Regions from separate parts of the Homo sapiens genome. Here region 2 is linked to region 1. A link is an interaction called in ENCODE POLR2A ChIA-PET data of the cell type or tissue named here. Cell type or tissue: GM12878. All regions are shown on one strand. Each heading gives the region's core, and the rest is flanking DNA. Links, peaks and the distances in the headings are about the cores only.

What was found. Peaks named below come from ENCODE experiments on the same cell type or tissue, not always from the same donor. Only the 100,000 strongest peaks of a DNase experiment are listed, where the experiment ranks them.
Region 2: POLR2A ChIA-PET joins it to region 1 with 8 read pairs; 2 of 35 experiments call an interaction of 5 or more read pairs at or near these places.

Annotation. Positions count from the first base shown.
Region 1 is chr12:11,724,302-11,729,676 of GRCh38, forward strand. All of the region lies in intron 1 of ETV6 (ETS variant transcription factor 6), which reads left to right. Among named protein-coding and RNA genes, the nearest start is that of ETV6, 77 kb to the left of the region's middle. RefSeq lists enhancers at 1-173, 1,245-1,444, 1,645-1,704, 3,035-3,084 and a silencer at 4,715-4,864. In GM12878, for the core only: no CTCF peak of the experiment used is centred there; a DNase peak (open chromatin) is centred at 3,120; H3K4me3 peaks cover 1,052 bases; H3K27ac peaks cover 5,000 bases.
Region 2 is chr12:11,604,887-11,610,261 of GRCh38, forward strand. No RefSeq gene overlaps it. Among named protein-coding and RNA genes, the nearest start is that of ETV6, 42 kb to the right of the region's middle. RefSeq lists a silencer at 1-23 and enhancers at 3,937-4,498, 4,499-5,060, 5,061-5,375. In GM12878, for the core only: no CTCF peak of the experiment used is centred there; no DNase peak of the experiment used is centred there.

The DNA of each region.
Region 1 (5,375 bases), core at 169-5,168:
AGAGAAAGGAGTATGGTTTGGGAGAAAGCTGCAAGGCCTGTTCGTGGATCCTTAGTATTTTGAGCCGATCACGTGGAGTGGGCCTGTGCCCATCAGTACCAGGAGACTTTATACTTAGGGGAGAATCTGTATGCGGTGTGATTTTCAAGGGTCTATTTCCTCATTGTTTCTCTTTGCTTGCCCTATGGCTGAGTATTAAATGAACATTGAAAGTCTACTATATGCCGGTTACTCTGCTAGATACTAGCAGAGATGGAGGGTAGGATACAAAGACAAGTAAGGCCTAGTCTTCAGGAAGCCTTTATTTGTGCTCTGTGTATCAGAAGAGGGTTGAGTTGGTGACAAGAATAAAGAGTTGAGGGGAGTGAGGGGCTGAAAAATAATAAGCCTTAGAGAACTAGGAATAAAGTGTTAACTTGGGAAAATTGTTGAAACAGTTCCTTAAGATATTTGTAGTAGATATGTCTCTAGATAAGAGGCTTGTCTGGCTGTGAGGTCCTTGCACGAGACCCTTGCAGGTTTCCCAAATCTATTTGGACTGGGTGTCCTGTATTAACATGAAATCGTAGGCAGACACTGAATAAATCGCAACAGAGTTTCGGTTGTGGCTGCTCCAGTGTCTTGGAGTGGTTGCTCCAGACACATAGGTCTTATCCTCCTGCCCTGAGGTTCTCCAAATTTGCATTTGGGAAGTGTATAGTTTTATGACTGTTTCTTTTATCGTGAACTTACGGCCACCCCACTTCCCTGCCCACTTCCCCATCAGCTTCACCTTGGGTCGCGGCACATCTGTTCTCCAGAACATGTTCCCTGCCAGGAATCTGCAGGGAGCTCTTAAGACTTATCTTTCTTTTTAGCTGTTTTTTTTTTTTTTCCACTCAACTTCTAGGCTAGTGCTGAGTACTTATATGTCATGCTGTGAATATGTGTGTGAATGGATTGGTCAGAATTCCAAATTTTAGTTGTAAGAAAATTCTTTTGTGCAGCGTGCATGGCTCAAAATGAGAGAAAAGACACTGACGAGGACTTGGCAGCCCCGAGCTTTTCCTTGGGATGTTATTTGCTTTAATAAATTTTGACCTATTTTGTAACAGACCAGGTTGGAGTTCCCTTTTTAACCTGCTGTTTCAACAAAGTTAAGTGCATTGAAGGTCTATCTCAAAGGCAATATATATTTTAAAAATTTCAGAATCCTATTCTGAGGCTGAATTATGGCTTTTTCTTTTCCCATAGGATTTACATGTACACTCATCTGTATTACTTCAGATGTTGCTGCTGTAGTTTGGATGTTTCTCTCCCCAAACCTCATGTTGAGACCTGATCTCCAGTGTTGGAGGTGGGGCCTAATGCAAGGTGTGTGGGTCATGGAAGTGGATCCCTCTTGAGTAGATTGCTGCCCTCCCTGTGGTGGGGTGAGTGAGTTCTCGCTCTGTTAGTTCTCACAGAAGCAGATTGCTAAAAAGAGCCTGGTACCTCCCCCTGCCTCTCTCTTGCTTCCTCTCTTGCCACGTGATCTCTGCACACGCCGGCTCGCCTCACTTTCCGCCACGAGTGGAAGCAGCCTGAGGTCCTCACCAGAAGCAGATGCTAGGGCCATGCTTCCTGTAGCGCCTGTAGAACTGTAAGCCAAATGAACCTCTTTTCTTTATGAATTCCCCAGCCTCAGATATTCCTTCCTAGCAGTACAACATGACTAAGACAGTTAACTTCCCATCTGACTCCCTCCAGTTGCTTCAAGGGTAGGCAAGAATTGTATATTAGCTATTTCTACATCCAGCTGTGTATCCACAGTGCCTCTTATATTTGGCCTATAGTACATACTAAAGAAATGTTTATGTACTCTAGAAATGTACTCAAGAAATGACCAAATGAATGGATAACTTGGCTCATGAGAATTCTTAAGGGCATTTGAAATGGCAAGGGGTATGTTTGGAAGAAGGAGTGTGAGGAGCTGAAGGAAAAGAGGGGAGACCAGCTGTGTTCAGAACCCACAGTCATTTCCTCAGGAAACAGTACCAGATATCCTTGGATGTGGGGAAATGATCCACTCTTGCAGTAGCCTAGGCCACAGGTAATTTTGTGTACCCACTATGCACTTAGCTCATACAGTAGGTCGTAAAAATGAAAATGGCATGATTCCTTCATAATCTAGGTGGGGAGACACTATAAATACACAAATAATTTAAAAGTACAGGGCTGAGCACCGTAGCTCACACCTGTAATCCCAGCACTTCGGGAGGGCAAGGCAGGAGGATCGCTTGCCCCCAGGAGTTCAAGACCAGCCTGGACAACATAGTGAAACTTCATCCCTAGAAAAAACAATTAGCCAGCTGTGGGGCATGCCTAGAGTCCCAGCTACTTGGGAGGCTGAGGTGGGAGGATTGCTTGAGCCCAGGAGTTCAAGGCTGCAGTGAGCCGTGATCACACCACTGCACTCCAGCCTGGGTGACAGAGCCAGACCCTGTCTTAAAAGAAAAGTACAGATTATTTCAGGATTAAGCATATGAGTACTTAGGCTAGAGAGAGGCAGAGAAATGACTCCTGTTTTCCAGCCACTGTCACACTGCAGTGTAAGCCATCGACACACACATACACTTCACTTCATCTGCACAGCCTTTCAAGATAGGTGTTTTTATCTCCAGTTTACAGGTGAGGAAACCGAGCTTTGGGACCAAGTTACTTGTGCAAATCACACAGCTGGGAAATATCATTGCCAGGATTTGAATCTGAGTCTGCAGCAATTCAGAGAAAGGGCACGCACAGTGGCTTTTGTGTCAGGGAAGAGACATTGTCTGTATTGTGGGGGTAGGTGAACTACGGCTGGAACACCAGCATGCAGAGGACTTGCCTTTTAGCTCTGAGGAGGTCGCCTGCCCTTGCATATCTATAAACAACCACCCTGGATTGAGAGCTGTTGAATGGGGAGTTTGTCTGACTCCCAGAAGAGAGCACAGTACAGGAGAAACCTTATATAACGCAGACATGCCCGGCATCCCGCAGGCGGGCGCAAGCCAACCGCACACCTCACAGACCCAGCTTTTGTTGTGTAGGCGCTGTGGTGTAAAAACCATCCTTTAGGGCCCTCTCCCTCGTGGTGGCAGCGTGCCTGGGAGCTTTCTGTTCTATTTGTGGTATCTGTTCCCTTTGATCATTGTGCATTGCTTTGTTCCTCATCTCCCTCTTTGGTGTCACCTGTGAAGTCACTGGAGAGCCATAATCATCCTAAAGAAAGACTCAGAGAAGAAGAAGTAAGACCTAAGAAAACAGACCCTTTAGCCTCCTTGGAGCTGGTTTTCTAGTTAAGAGGCTTGATTAAAAGCGTGGGGGGAATGGATCTGTGACGTACATGGTCATGAAAAGTGCAGCCAGCGTTACAGCACACGTCTGTATAGGTTGCATCACAGGCAGGGAAGAGGCCTAAGGGCCTGGTGGCCCGCAGGTGTGAGCCCCTCTGGTGGCTCCATGACAGGAGACCCCGCGGAGAAAGTAGCTCCTCTTCCTTTTTTAAATTTTTTTTTATTTTTATTTTTTACTTTGAGACGGAGTCTCTCTTTGTTGCCCAGGCTGGAGTGCAGTGGTGCGATCTCAGCTCACTCCACCCTCTACCTCCCGGGCTCAAGCAGTTCTCCTGCCTCAGCCTCCCGAGTAGCTGGGATTACAGACACGCGCCACCACGCCTGGCTAATTTTTAAAATTTTAGTAGAGACGGGGTTTCACCATGTTGGCCAGGCGGTTCTCGAACTCCTGACCTCAAGTGATCTGCCCGCCTCGGTCTTCCAAAGTGCTGGGATTATAGGCATGAGCCACCGCTCCCCGGCCTCCCCTTCTTATAACACTTGAGGCCTGTGCTTCAGTTCATGGGCCTTATGTAAAGGCTTCTGTCACCTGTCTACTCCTTCTTCAAGCTGGCTGTTTATTCGGCACAGAGGAGTAAATTACAGGTGGATTATGCAGTGACAAGCACTTTTATACCTCCTGTAAGAACAGTTTATACCAGGGGTCCCCAACCCCCAGACCGCAGACTAGTACTGTCCGTGGCCTTTTAGGAACTGGGCCGCACAGCAGGAGGTGAGTGGCGGGCAAGTGAGCATTACCACCTGAGCTCCGCCTCCTGTCAGATCAGTGGCAGCATTAGATTCTCGTAAGAGCACGAACCCTGTTGTGAATGACACATGTGAGGGATCTAGGTTGTGTGCTTCTTATGAGAATCTAATGATAAATGTCATGTGCTTGAATCATCCTGAAAGCATCCCTCTGCCCCCAGTCCGTGGAAAAATGTTCTTCCACCAAACCAGTCCCTGGTGCCAAAAAGGTTGAGGACTGCTTGTCTATGCCTTAAAAAAAAAAGGTCCATTTACTTTGCAGTCATAGAGGACGCAGGGCTGGACTTGAGGAAATCTACCTAGAAATCCCCTTCAGGTTAAGATTTATGACATTAGCTTCACTATTGAATTGGATCATAGACATCTATAATTAAAGGAAACCATTTACACTTTATTGTTCATTAAATGTTTAAACCACCTGAAAAGATTTTTTTCTAATTGAGCCTTTTTGCATAGTTACCAGTTACCCGTATCTGACTTCAAGTCTTTAGCCGTATACCTACATGGTTCCATAGTTATCAATGTTTATTTACAATTTAATATTCTTCTTTAGCATTATTTAATATCAAAATGATAATATGTACTACGGTAGGTTGGGCTTTACAGCTTACAAAACACTTTGACATACATTCTCTATTATTTTTGATGGCTCTGTGACATACTGAACTGAAGCAACAGTTTAAGGCTATTTCTAAATTGGGCTCTGCTCAAGTGTGAGAAAGCGTGACAGTCAACATGAACTAGCTTTAGCCTTATCACCGTTTCCTGCTCAGGCAGGTAAGATCTGCTGAAGGAAGGAACCGTTGCCAACTGGCCAGGTGTGCCAGTTCGTGGCCTAGAAGGGGCAGCTGTCAGTTGAACTTTGCCCATGTTTTCAGGATTTTATCTCAACTCCTGAGTAGTCTCATCTGGGTGGGAGCACTAGAATTGAAGGCCTGTTCAAAGGTTTTGTGCCTTTAACTGGAGAATTTTTTGGAAGCCCCTTAGAACTGCCAGGCAGCCATGTGGGATCAGGTGGGGGGGACTGGGCTGCTGTGTGGTAGATTTGAGTTCATGTCTCATAAATGGACTCTCCCCGAATCTGAGAGGGTTGCTCCCTAAGTCAACTACTTAATAATTAATGGAAAGGAGATGTGACAGGAATAGCCAATTTCCCTGTCCTGTTTGGTATGACTGTTGGCAATTTGATGATTCCTTCCTTAACCTTGAAGCAATCTCAGTTTGACTGACTCATACTATGGGGAAGATAGTGGCCTTTGAACTCTTGACTCA
Region 2 (5,375 bases), core at 134-5,133, 120 kb before region 1:
GGGGAAATGTATACTCTACTTTCAGGCAGTCACAGGGAGACAGGAGCTTTTCCTGCATCGGATAGTTTTCAATTGGCTTTAACTCAAAATAATCTATATGACAAAGAGGCATATTTTGAGGTGGCATATTCATATACCCTGCATCATACCCCAATCATTTCTTCAACTTAATATTCAGCAATCCCTGGGATTTCTTGAAGAAAATACTTGAGAAGTACTGAACTAGGAGTTAACGATGATAGTGTAGGTGAATAGTTGGCAACACTTTAGTCATAAACAGAAATTCAAATGAATTACCTGAAACTGCACATTAGTCCTTGGTTAAGAGATTATAAAATGACTCAGACCTTGCTTTTAAAAAAATCATATATTTCTGGCCAGGTGTAGTGGCTCATGCCTGTAATCCCAGCACTTTGGGAGGCCAAGGTGGGCGGATCACAAGGTCAGGAGCTCGAGACCAGCCTGGCCAACATAGTGAAACCCCGTCTCTACTAAAAAAATACAAAAATTCACCAGGCATGGTGGCGCATGCCTGCAGTCCCACCTACTCAGGAGGCTGAGGCAGGAGAATCACTTGAACCCAGGAGGCGGAGGTTGCAGTGAGTCGAGATCGTGCCACTGCACTCCAGCCTGGGTGACAGAGTGAGACCCCATCTCAAAAAAAAAAAAAAAAAATCATATATTTCTATATAATCATGAAAATTAAGAAATCGAAGATTCTTGTAGAGAACTTATAGTTTGAGAGATGTCTCCCAATTCTATAAATGTGTGAATCCCTAATTTTATCAGTAATACTTCCTGCTACCTCAGAGAAATGCTAACTTGTTGGGAGAGTTTTTCTCTCCTTAATATTATTGATCCTTGACTTTCAAACCTTATGCTCTTTCTAATTTTTTTTTTTTTTTTTTTTTTTTAACAGGATCTCACTCTGTCACCCAGGCTGGAGGGCAGTGATGTAAACATAGCTCAAACTCCTGGACTTAAGTGGTCCTCCTGCCTCAGCATCCCGAGTAGCTGGGACTACAGGTATACACCACTACACCTGGCTAATTTTTAAATTTTTGTAGAGACAGGGTCTTGCTTTGTTGCCCAGGCTGGTCTCAAACTCCTGGGCTCAAGCAATCCTCCCACTTTGGCCTCCCAAAGTGCTGGGATTACAGGCATGAGCCACTGCACCTGGCCTCTCTTTCTAATCTTCAGGGTCATTTAGAAACTTATAGTCAATTCCACTGAAACACTGAAAGGTAAAGATTCTCAAGGTCCATGTATAGGGAGGAAATGATGGGCCCTATTCATGAGTGACCAAGGGTGATAAAAGAGAGAACATAAGCCGGTCAGTTTAACTAGAAAAAATTTGACAGCTCTTAGAAGAGAGAAGATGGAGGCCGGGCACGGTGGCTCACGCCTGTAATCCCAGCACTTTGGGAGGCTGAGGCGGGCGGATCACCTGAGGTCAGGAGTTCGAGACCAGCCTGGCCAACATGGTGAAACCCTGCCTCTACTAAAAATACATAAATTAGCTGGGCATGGTGGCAGGTGCCTGTAATCCCAGCTACTCGGGAGGCTGAGGCAAGAGAATCGCTTGAACCCAGGAGGCGGAGGTTGCAGTGAGCCAACATCACGCCATTGCACTCCAGCCCGGGTACAAGAGTGAGACTTCATCGCAAAAAAAAAAAAAAAAAGGGAGAGAAAGAGAGGATCAAGTCCCCAGATGGAGAGGAACTCAGACAGCAGGGTCCAGGCCCAAGGAAGACTACATTGTAGGAAATGACCAAAGGAACTCCTTTGGGGGAAATTTCTAAGGAAGGTGTCACTAAATGGGATATGACAGAAGTTAATAACTATCCTTCGGCTTTCGTGTTATTGTCAGGTACTTCCTCTATTTTTTTACTGTTTATCATTCATTCCTTTCCCTGGGCTTCTGAGCCTCAAGTGTTTTTTCACTGTTGCATTTCCTCCTACTTGGACCAGCTTATTTATTATTTGTTTGTTTGAGATGGAGTCTAGCTCTGTCACCCAGGCTGGAGTGCAGTGGCTCAATCTCAGCTCACTGCAACCTCCGCCTTCCAAGTTCAAGCAATTCTCCTGCCTCAGCCTTCCGAGTAGCTGGGATTACAGGCATGCACCACCACACTCAGCTAATTTTTGTATTATTAGTGGAGACAGGGTTTCACCATATTGGCAAGGCTGGTCTCGAACTCCTGGCCTCAAGTGATCCTTCTGCCTCAGCCTCCCAAAGTGCTGGGATTACAGGCGTGAGTCACCACGCCCAGCCTACTTAGACTAGTTTATAAATTAACATTATACAAAATATATGAAAGGACTACAAATGTGCATCCAGACAAAGGAACAGAGGAGTGTGTGTCACTCTGCAAGGAGGCTGCTTATTCCAGGACCTGCCTGCACCCCAGAGTCAGCCATCCAAGGAGATCACACACACTCTGCAGACACTGGTGATAAGGGTCTGGGAGCAACACACTAGGTTACTTTATGTCAGAGGCAAAGGGAAAAGAAATTGCACTTTCTTCTCATAACAAACTCCAGAGTGCTCACTTGGGAGACTGACAGCCCAACAAATACAAGTGACAAGGAAGCAATTTCAGGAATGTAATAAGGGAGAACTAGCTAGGTTTAAAATGTATTGCTAAAGAGTTATGCAATTTTTGACTTGTAAGAAACTTAAAGACCCCATCTCATCTAAAGGTCACAAACAGCAGCCTTGGAGCCAAATCTGGCCCACAGATGTGATGTGTTTTGTTTGGTGCATAGTTTGAATTAGTTGTCAGCATTTAAAAAAGAACAGTTCACATTTTTTAAAAGTCCAGATTCCTGATTACTGCTGGGAAACCAGAAAATCTGTGGATCCTACATTGCCAGCATTTCCCGGTGGCAGTACGAAAAGCCGAGCAGTGATCGTGCCCTTTGGACGTTGCTCGAGTCTGCAGTTTCCCACAGTCCCTGGCTGGCCTCCTTTAATTCATTTACATAATCTGTCTGGACTCTATTGGCAGCTTTTGAGTTTAAAGCCCTTGCTAAGCCAACCTGTTCATTTTTATAGATAAGAAAGCGAGGCCCTGAGAAGCCAAGTGACTCACCCAACCATACGCCTATGTTGGTGTCGTTTCCATACATTCCTTTTTCCATCCCATGCTTTCTCACTTACACGGTGAGGTTTATTTAGCAAAATTTTGAAAAGAGATTTGGAAAGCAAACATAAATGGTGAGGTTAAAGTCTGAAGAAACTATGTTGAAAGCCGGAAAACACAAAGGTGATGTTAAAAAGAGGATAATTTAGAGGCTCGCTAACTGGAACTCAAGAGACTTCCAATAGGAAATTGTTAATGAGAGGAAGTGGAAGGAAGAGAGAGGTTACAGGCATAATAAGAACAAATGAGAGAAGCGTGAGCTAAGGTAAGATGATGAGAGAGAGTAAAACAGGCACTGTTTTACTTGATCTGCTCCCATACAGAACAAAAGCAGCAGTTGACAGAAAGGAAACTGACAAAATAAATTTCAAAATAAAAACTGATCAGAAAAAAATTAGCAATTATAGGCCGGGCATGGTGGTTCACATCTGTAATCCCAGCACTTTGGGAGGCCAAGGCGGGCAAATCACGAGGTCAGGAGTTTGAGACCATCCTGGCCAACATGGTGAAACCCCGTCTCTACTAAAAATACAAAAAATTAGCTGGGCGTGGTGGTGGGCACCTGTAATCCCAGCCACTCGGGAGGCTGAGGCAGGAGAATTGCTTGAACCCGGGAGGCGGAGGTTGCAGTGAGCCAAGATTGCGCCACTGCACTCCAGCCCGGGCAACAATGTGAGACTCCATCTCAAAAAAAAAAGTATAAAAGATGTCTTGTTCAGATCTATTTATTTGGGGAAAAAAGACATGAAGAAAAGGAGAGGCAGCTTCTCAAGATTGCCTGAGATGTTATTAACAACAACAACAACAAAAAATGTAAACAAAAAACAATTTCAAAGGAGAGCCTCACCAAAAAAAGAGAATAATAATTTTAAAAATGGGGATAAAAAATAATTATCTCAAAAAAATCTCCACAAGAAAAAAAATAAAATTCTTCCTGAAACTGAAGCATACTAGAATATGCAACCCCAAAATATGTCACTTTGGCACACAGGTTATTTGGAGCTAAAGGCACTAGAGAACCAGCAGACCAAGTAAAAGCTCTTTACTTCCCCCTAATCACCTAACATGAACTATAACGTCCCCCTTTTGTACAGAAAATTTACATTTATAAAGGAAATTTCCATTTGTAAGGGAAGAGAGCTGCTCCTGGAGACAGTAGTTATCACCCGAGAGACTCTTATCTGCATAACAATACAACCGTTATTTACTATACATTTCTTCCCCTCACCTTCCTAGAACTTTCCTCCTCCCTTCAGCAGCCCAAAACCCCTTTTCCTCTGCTCAGCCTAAGATGGTACAGAAGCTTAAATCATCTGGCTGCCACTTTGAGTCTTAGTTCTTTGTGGAAACTTCCCTGCATAGGTATGTAATTTAGCCGTCCTTCTCTTGTTAGTTTGTCTTTTGTCAGTTTAATCTCCAAGGCCCCAGTCAGCGAACCTAGGAAAGAAGAGGGAAGTAGTCCTCCTCACCAAGAGTTTTGGCAACCATTAAGGGACAGCAAGGACATCTCACTTGCTCAGGAGGCTAAAGTTGAGATCCAGGATCTCTGACAAAGTCGGCAAAAGGCAAAAGTTCTTACTAAAGTCACCCTCCTGTATTTCTGTCTGTAGAGTCTGACTGAAGGAGGATAGTAGAAGTCTCTTTGTCTTTTCCTTTCCAAATTTGCATTAGCAAGAGAAAAATATTTGTAAAATTTAGTTCTTTGGATGGTGACTCTTGTAAATTTGGTTTTTTTCATGTGCGTCCATGTGAAGAGACCACCAAACAGGCTTTGTGTGAGCAACATGGCTGTTTATTTCATCTGGGTGCAGGCGGGCTGCGTCCGAAAAGAGAGTCAGCAAAGGTGGTGGATTATCATTAGTTCTTATAGGTTTTGGGATAGGCGGTGAAGTTAAGAGCAATGTTTTGCGGGCAGAGGGTGGATCTCACAAAGTACATTCTCAAGGGTATGGAGAATTACAAAGTACCTTCTTAAGGGTCGGGGAGATTACAAAGTACATTGATCAGTTAGGGTGGGGAAGAAACAAATCACAATGGTGGAATGTCATCAGTTAAGGCTATTTTTACTTCTTTTGTGGATCTTCAGTTACTTCAGGCCATCTGGATGTATACATGCAAGTGACAGGGGATGCGATGGCTTGGCTTGGGCTCAGAGGCCTGACATTCCTGCTTTCTTATATTAATAAGAAAAATAAAATACTGTTGAAGTCTTGGGGTGGCGAAAATTTT